2 separate regions of the Homo sapiens genome follow, and region 2 is linked to region 1. Evidence: read pairs that join two places in POLR2A ChIA-PET (ENCODE). Cell type or tissue: CD4-positive, alpha-beta T cell. All regions are shown on one strand. Links, peaks and the distances in the headings refer to the core of each region. The heading gives the core; the rest is flanking DNA.

Evidence for each region. ChIA-PET counts read pairs that join two places held together with the same protein. Peaks named below come from ENCODE experiments on the same cell type or tissue, not always from the same donor. Only the 100,000 strongest peaks of a DNase experiment are listed, where the experiment ranks them.
Region 2: POLR2A ChIA-PET joins it to region 1 with 5 read pairs; 3 of 35 experiments call an interaction of 5 or more read pairs at or near these places.

What each region holds. Positions count from the first base shown.
Region 1 is chr1:207,068,917-207,073,309 of GRCh38, forward strand. PFKFB2 (6-phosphofructo-2-kinase/fructose-2,6-biphosphatase 2) reads left to right here. Exons shown (of 15, transcript NM_006212.2): 11 at 508-612; 12 at 1,364-1,493; 13 at 2,272-2,334; 14 at 2,593-2,657; 15 at 3,288-4,393. The coding sequence ends at 3,455. Among named protein-coding and RNA genes, the nearest start is that of C4BPB, 18 kb to the right of the region's middle. In CD4-positive, alpha-beta T cell, for the core only: no CTCF peak of the experiment used is centred there; a DNase peak (open chromatin) is centred at 2,705.
Region 2 is chr1:206,984,691-206,989,083 of GRCh38, forward strand. No RefSeq gene overlaps it. Among named protein-coding and RNA genes, the nearest start is that of FCAMR, 16 kb to the left of the region's middle. In CD4-positive, alpha-beta T cell, for the core only: no CTCF peak of the experiment used is centred there; no DNase peak of the experiment used is centred there.

The DNA.
Region 1 (4,393 bases), core at 221-4,220:
TTGTAGTTTTAGGGGAGATGGGGTTTCACCATCTTGGCCAGGCTGGTCTTGAACTCCTGACCTTGTGATCCACCCGCCTTGGCCACCCAAAGTGTTGGGATTACAGGCATGAGCCACCGTGCCCGGCCGACATTTCTTTTTCTTTCCTTCCTTCTACCCTTTTATTTTTCATGCAAGGTCTCCAGTCCCTTCAGTTTCCCTCCTTCTCTGCTTCCTGTTCCTTTTAGCCTCTTGACTTTCTTGACCTGTAAGTTCCCCCCAGTAGTAGGAGAATGTGGTAGCTTGAGCTAGAGAAGTTGCCTCTTTCCGGCAGTGGTCCTCACCCGGTGAGTCACAGACACTCTGTGACACTCTGGTCACAGGCAGCTGCAATACATGAAAGGACCCAGCACAGTGCCTGGCACGTACTAAGAAACTAGCATTCTTCAATGTCATCTTCCTTATTTGGGATGGGGCTGGTGTGGTACAGTCTATCTCTTCAAGCCAGCTTCAAGTGGCTTTTTGCAGGGTGTGTGTGAAGAGATGACCTATGCAGAGATTGAGAAACGGTACCCAGAAGAGTTTGCACTTCGAGATCAAGAGAAGTATCTGTATCGATATCCTGGTGGGGAGGTAAGACGCCCCTGTCATGTAAAGTGACTGCCTAGACCCTTGCTGAGTGTTTAACTTTAATTTGGGGGAAGGATTGAATGTGATTTGGAGGGTCTAGGCATCATTTATCTTCCTTCCCTTGGGTCATTTTGGTTTCATTCAGCTTAGACAATCGAATGCCTCATTAATTGTTAAGATTCCCAGGGATAAGGGTGACAAGGCATCCTCTGTTCAGTATGTTTTAGAATCAACACAATCATTTTTACTTCTTTTTTTCCTTGTACTCTCTCAATCCCACCCCCACATAAGTAAGTGGAGTCACCAAGTAAATATATGGGATAGGAATTATTTCCCTGTCATCTTGAGTGTTTTAGGCTATTTCCTTGTCTAAGTGGCTTCCATACTCTAGGGATGTGTGAGGCAAAAGTAAATAAAACTGAATGGCAGAGGTACAGGAAACCCCTAGGAGTCTCTTGTCTCACTGCCTGTATTAATCTGTGGGAAGAAAAAACACACACACACAGGTTGAACTCACACTTCCTCTTCTTAACCTGTAGTTTTCTTGGTCTAAATATTGCTTTTGAAAGATCTGAGTTTTCTCAAGAGATACCAGGGCTGGGGGCAGTTAGCAGGTGATGTAAACTCACTGAGCCTCCAGGAGGAAAGCCAGCTGAGGAAGAAGAAGTGGCCCTTAGTCTCCAAGGTCCAGCCACTGACTTGGCTGCCAGCTTGCACCTGGGCTCCTGCCAGCCTGCCCCATTTCCCTCCACAGTCATACCAGGACCTGGTGCAGCGGCTGGAGCCTGTCATCATGGAGCTGGAACGTCAGGGCAATGTCCTCGTCATCTCCCACCAGGCTGTCATGCGCTGCCTCCTGGCCTACTTCTTGGATAAGGGCGCAGGTGCCTTTGAGGGAGGGGCTGGGAGACACATCCAGTGGGAGAGGGCTGGACTTGCAGTGGCACCAGGATTCCTGGGAAACAGACCTCCCTGTCTCCACTCAAATTAGAGTACTTTCTCCAGACAGCAGTGTGGGGCTCCCAGCAGCCACTGAGTCAATGACTTGCTGAGTTCACTCTGCTGCTACGAAAGCTTCCAATGGAGAGTGGCTGCTGCTGGTGCTCCTTGATCCTGCCTGGCTCAAGGGCCAGTGTCATGCTGACACTCCTGGCAGCATCAGGACAGTGGTTGAATATTCCCAGCCTGCCACGCTGCCTACTAGGAGGGTGGTATCTTAGGAGCAGCAGTTGTTTCTGGGTAAGGGCAGTAAGAAGGTGCCGTTGCCTTCTTCCATACTTCGCTTCCCGATCTTCGGGAGCTCCTGGGAAGCCTGCATTGTGGATGCTGAGCTCAGCATCCTGAGCTGCTTGGAAGCTGTTGTGGTCAGACCTTATTGGCCTTTGCTGTACCCAGGTGACCCCCTTCCATTGGGCTCTCTGGCTACAATACTTCCTGTTTTTGCCTGCGTGGAAGGATCTAAGATGGCCTTATTTCCTTCCTTAGCCACTCAGAAGGTTGGGTGGCTTTGTGGTCTGGGGTTTAAGGGAGGAGTTGTACAACTCTAAGAGGTGGTCAAAGTAAGGGAAACTCATTATGAGCTCTGTAGATTCTTTCTTCCACTAACTTGACCTTACTCCATAATACTAAGAGACTTCCCTCGCCTGGTCTTTCTGTTTTCAGATGAGCTACCATACTTGAGATGCCCTCTCCATACCATCTTCAAACTTACTCCTGTGGCCTATGGTAACTATGCACATAGGGGCTGGCAGGAGCTGGGAATTGAGGAAGGTCAGAATTTTCTCTGAAGTTTGTCTAGAGTTCAGCTTCATTATCCCTATATACCAGGGAAGCTCCATCAGTGCCTTCTGTTTTGAAAGGGATGTATGCATGACTGTGTGTATTGCAGAATGCGTACATTCCTTTGTGGTATACTTTCCCATAACTAAGGAATTTTCCATTGAACCTTTTTCTTTAAGTCCTCTCTTTCCTCTGTTTTCTCAGGGTGCAAAGTGGAAACAATTAAACTTAACGTGGAGGCTGTGAACACGCACCGTGACAAGCCAACTGTAAGTATTTTCCCACGATGAACACACCAGTTTCCCTGCCACCTTGAGTCTCTGAAGCTTTGACATCAAGAGACTGGGGTTTCTTTTATGTACAAAAGGGAAACAGATTCAGAACTTACGTCCAAATGTAGTTTGCTACGTCTGAAACTGATGTTGGAATTATTTTTTTTTTAAATTAGTACCCCTTTCATGAGTCTTAACCTTGAATGTTGGCTCCTGGAAATCCAATTAAATATGGAAAGTGTTTGGCTGAAGTGAAATGCAAATTACTACCCCCCTCCAACCCCAAGTGTCCCTTTAGAAAGCAGAGTCCAGAGGAGCCTATAAGGTGGGGGTCAAGAGGTGTAGGTTTGTTCCTAGGTCTGTCACTGGTAATCTGTGTGGTCTTCAATAAGCCCCTTCCTTTCTTTGGGTCTTTTTCCTGCTTTGGAATGTTATGCTCAAGGAGCTTCTCCCTTTTAGCCCCCTGATGCTAGGAGGCCAGGCCATGGGCCATGCCCTGTGAGGGACCCTGTGTGCAGAGGAGCAGGAGTGAGGGAAGCTGTTGTGGTTACAAGCGCATTATTAACCTGTATGAGTGAGCTTTTGGCTTGGCTTTCATTTGTGTGGTGTCACTCCATTTCCAATCAGAACAACTTCCCCAAGAACCAAACCCCTGTAAGGATGAGAAGGAACAGCTTTACGCCTCTGTCCAGTTCGAATACAATAAGGCGTCCAAGAAATTACAGTGTTGGGAGCCGGCCCCTCAAGCCCCTCAGCCCTCTCCGTGCCCAGGACATGCAAGAAGGGGCCGACTAGCCGAAGACCCAAGTCAGCATTCCGGTGGTGTAACTGTGTGTTTCCCTCCAGCCCTGGCCTCCTGCCCTTGTCACTAATCACCAAGGAGTCATTAACTTCCTCCCTCTATGCCCACCCCTGACACTTCACCATTAATCTTAACACAGAACATGAGGTTATGTGTTTATAGGACAACTTAAGCTGTTCTTCAGTTTGAAACATCTTTTCACCCAGGGGCAAGTTAGCAAATTGAGTCTTTTAGGACAGATTCTCAGATGGGATGATCTGGAGGAGGAGGAAAAAGATACACTCCCTTGGGGCTGAGCATGCCCCACACTCTTGGATCTTCTCTCTGTTCCCTGGTGTCTTCACTAATGTCCTCATGTTGGTGAAGTGTTGGGGGATGGAGGGCGGGTGAGCAGTCGGGGGACAAAAAGTCTATTTTTCCTTCACTTTTGTCTCTTCAATGTGTGTTTTCCTCACACTCCTTACTTGACTGCTTTCTTCCCCCACTTTCATGTCCCCTCTGGATTGTCCAGTGTAATGCATGGCATTGTGGTGTCTGTCTAGGAAGGAAGGGGTGATTGACAAGAGACAAGTCTGGCCCAGTTAATGCTTTCTGCAGTGGGTCTAAATGGATCTGGACTGGAGGAGTCTTTCCTTTCCTTTCTCCCTTCCTCTCCAGCCAGGTCCTGTAAGGGCCAGCCCAGACTACAGGACATCCACAGAATATTCTGGAGCTTGCAAGTAGACATAGGGTGAGAGTTCTTGCCTCCTTTCATGAGAAACAGTTCTAAGTCTTCGATGCCCTGGGAGAATCTGGCTCTGAGCATGTGGGAAATGTCTTGGTTTTTATTTTTAATTTAGAGTCAGGCCTGGGTCTTTTGAGGTCTGCAGAGTGGGGTTTAGGAGAGTAGGGTGGGCTCTAGCTCTTGCAGGGCTCTTAGAGAGCAGTCATG
Region 2 (4,393 bases), core at 164-4,163, 84 kb before region 1:
CATCTCAAATACAATACAATACAACACAATACAATACAATACAATACAATACAATACAATACAATACAATACAATACAATACAATACAATACAATAGAAAAGAAAGCAATTTGTCAATATAATCCAAGAATCTCACTATTTGGAATTTATCCTAAGGAAATAATTTTAAAATAGGCACAAGTTAGCTATGCTTTTTATAATCACATTCATGTGACATTGTGATGATCATTAGACACATTTGACTCTCCCACCAGACAATGGGACATTGTGTTTTTTTCACCTCTGAATCAGCATGCTTAGTCTGGAGTCTGGCATAATTGTAGGTGGCAAATAAATGTTGCAGAATAATTATTTTGTTGTAGTATTTATATTATACTTAACAATTGAAACAATCTTAATTTTCAACAATAGGAGAATGACTAAATAAAATACAGTGTTGTCACTTGATGGAGATATTGTCAACTAAAATAATAATGAGTTCTCAGACATGGAAAACATTTTATATAATTGTAGCAAGTACGAATCTTAGAGTACATACTCAGTTGCAGCAAAAACGTAACTTTCTTTGATTTTCTATAGTAACATTTACATTCCTTTTCAAGCCCCGTTTTGACTAGTGGTCCACCCCGGTGTGTGTCCTGTTATGCTGATTCAGGGTAATCTCAGGCAATTCAAAGTCCTGTTGCCACGCCCTATTCCCAACTGCTTGCATTTTCCCTGGGGTAGTACCTAGTAGTTTGTCATTACCTGCTCCGATGGGCATCCACCAGGATGGGATGTCTATTGACTTCTTTCTCTTTGACCGTTGATCCATGCAGGACCTGGATTGTCCTCCGTTCCCTAATACAGAAGTTTTTCAGGCCAGCCTCTGACTTAGCCACATTCCATCTGCATCATCACATCACCCTGGCGCTGCGGGGAGTTCTGAGAGGTTGTCTTGGGTCCTCAGGTCCTAGCTGGGTCACCTGTAGCCTTTGCTGCTCTCATATGGTGCTAAGTAGAAGGACCTCTGTGACACATGTCATTTCCCTAGGCTCTTTTCATGGTGGGAGTTTAGGCCATATCCGTGGGGTTCCGGGGGTGCAGGCCGGGTGGGGAATGGACCCCAGGATATGCTCTTGCTCTTCTTTCTGATTCTCTGCAGCTCTGCCCTAGTTGGCAACTTTATCAAGGCTTTAGGGGTGAGGAAAGCTGGCTCTGACTGTTCATTTACTTCCAGATGCCTTTGTCTTTGGCCTGGATCTCAACTGTGAAATTCATAACCCAACATTTGATTGCTTTAATATTTGGTTCTGTTGTGACAACCCTTCAGAGACAGTCTAGGCAGAGCTAAGATGTGAAACACAACAGCAGAAGCCAAAATAAAAATGGAAGCCTAGATTAATGTATCAAAATATTAGTCTACTATAAAATGCAAAAATAAACAGAACCTCAGAACTTTGTTATAACTGTGTGAACGTTAGGTATAGGTATGGGCAAATACATGCAACAGGGAAAATCTTAAGCTAATTGTGTTAATCAAGAGAGAACGTGGATTTTTTTTCTTTAGCAAATTTCCTTCATATTAGTTATGTGTAAATACCAGCCATGTTGTTTGTGAAAAAGCTTAATCTATTTTACCTCCAATAATATAGCGCCTTCTTAGCCCCCTTATTTCCCATCTAATCTCCCATCAATCCCTGATGTGGCTTTTTCCTTCTAGTAAGGCCACTTCCCTTACCCAAAACCTGCTTACACCATCTTCCAAGACTTTGTTTAACCCAGTGGTTCTCAAACTTTAGCTACATCAGAATCCCCTGGAGCATTTGTTGAAATACAAATGGCTGGGCCCTGCCACCAGTTTTTCTGATTCAGTAGGTCTGGGATGGAGCCCAAGAATTTGCATTTCTAACAAGTTCCCAGGTGATGCCAATGTTGCCAGTTCAGGGACCACACTTTGCAAACCACTGGCTTAGCCACACCTTTTACCTGAAATGTTCCTTCTATTTGCCTTCTTCTTTCCTCTCTCCCTTGCTTTTATAAACACGTCATGATAACCTAACATGCATAACTGGCTTGAAGCACACCTTGAGGAGCTTTGGATAGTATTAACCGATTTATTCACGTATTTCATCCTACCTTTTTCTCAACAAAGTCTCAGAACTCTGATTATTTACTCTGCACCACCCCTACTACATATATAATACAGTCAGTGCTGTATTATTTTGGATTTATTAATGCATACCTTTGCAATTATTTCATGCAATTTTTCTCTCCCTAATCAGCCCTTTGAGGCTCAAACAGGCTATCGTTCTTTTCCTCCGTAGCAGGCACAGAACCAATGTTTGCTGATGGGGCTCACTGAAGGACAGGCATATCATTTATTAATAGAGCACTGGCTACAAAACCTGTCCCATCCAGCTGCTCTGCTCCACCCTTACTAGTCTTATGGAGTTTCCCCTCACCCTGTCCTTGTCGGGCAGTTTGCCTGTTCTCCTTTTGCAGTGAGTGAGTACCTCTCCCAATATATCCAAACCAATTCCCAGAGACAGCTGTACAGAGATAGGTGCAAACTACCATTTTAAAATGGATTTCATTATAAAAGTAATAATATCATTTCACAGTTGTATATTCAAAAATACACAAAAACCAAAGAAGTAAATTTAAATGTACCCATAACCCCACCACATCAAGACACACAGTTTTAATATCTCAAGGTTTATGTCTCACACATATTTTCCCACTAAATTAGACCAATCTGTAAGTACTGTTTTTCAACCCATGTTTTTTCATTTCCCAATATATCAAAGCTTATTTACTGATGTTATTAACCTTCTTTAATATCACTTTTAGTGGTTACAAAGCATTACATCATATACAGAGACTATAAGTTATTTAACAAACTCCTTAGTGGTTAATAACCAATCACTTGCTAATATAAATAATGATTCAGTGAATATCCTTATTCATTCCTCTTTGTATACCTGCCAGTGTTTTTCCCAAAATCACATTTCAATGGCTTTGATGCATATTGAAAAATTGCTAGCCAAAAACTTTACACTGCTCTCAGAGGTATATATAAAAGGCCTCTGCAAACCCTCACATGGTGCTCTCAAACTGTGGGACCTTGCCAATCTTATCAGTGAAGATGGTGTCTTCTTTTAATCTGAATATATTTCATCACTTGGGGAATGAATTTCAAATGACTGTTGATCATTTGTATTTCTTCCTCTGTGAATTGCCTGTTTTGAGTCATCTGCTTGGTTTTCTATTTTTTGTTTTTGTGACAGCAGACTAAGTTATATATTTCAATATGATCACCAAGACACAAGAGATAAATGACCCAGAGTGAGATGAGAGGCAGATGTGCAGAAAATTCTACAAAGAGAGCCAGTGAGGTGACTCTCTGCACTGAGGATGAGAGAGGGTGGTGGGTGGAGATGGGAGGTGGTAAGGCAGATTTCTTTGCAGAGAGCTGTGCTGAGACTGGCCTCCCTACCCCATTGAAGGAGGGGTGGTGCTTGCCCCTTGCCTCAAGTCTAGTGAGATGAGCTTCAGTTGACTGCTTAGAGAGTGTGTGTTCCCTGCCGCTAGGACAATAGCTGACTCCCCACTATGGTCATTAGGGAGGAGATGAGGCAGGTTACCTAGCTGCTTTGGGAGTAGAGTGAGCCAACCAGAGTTGCTGTTACCCTGAGATTGGCCTGCATCTCAGATTCTATCCAGGCAGAGAAAGTGAGCTTCCTGTGGACCAGAAGTGGAGGTGACTGATTCAGGAAGGGGAAACACACTGGAGCCATTTTCAATCCCACCCCAAACAACTTCTGCAGTAGGCAGAATAATCGCCCCCAAAGATGTTCCCATCCCAATTCCTGGAACCTGTTGATATGTCACCTTACCTGGCAAAAAAGACTTCCCAGATGTGATTAAGAATCTTGAGGTGGGGATATTGTCCTATTATTGGGGTGGTCCTGATGTACTCACAAAGGTCCTTAAATGTGGAAGAAGGAGGTAGAAGGATCAGAGAAGATTTTCCCATAACTTTATTTTATAAATATTATATGATATATACTTACAAATTTCTGCTATCATATTGTATTTTACAAGAACTTTGTCTTGTTTTCTAAATCTCCCTTTAAAAACATGTAACATTCTATTCTTGATTCATAGTTGCAGTATCTCCATATGTTTCCAAGGATATTAATTATAGATTTTTAAAAAATTATACAGTTTTCTTATAATTCCTTCATCATCTCTATTTTCTCTGAGTTCCTTCTTCTGGATTCTTTATTTTGATCTCTGGCTTTCATTTTGGAGGCTTTCTGCGAATGTCTAGTGTTCCCAGTATGTGTGTTCGTATTTCAGACCAAGGCACCTAAATTTTGCTTGGGTTGTGCATATATGCAGAACTTGT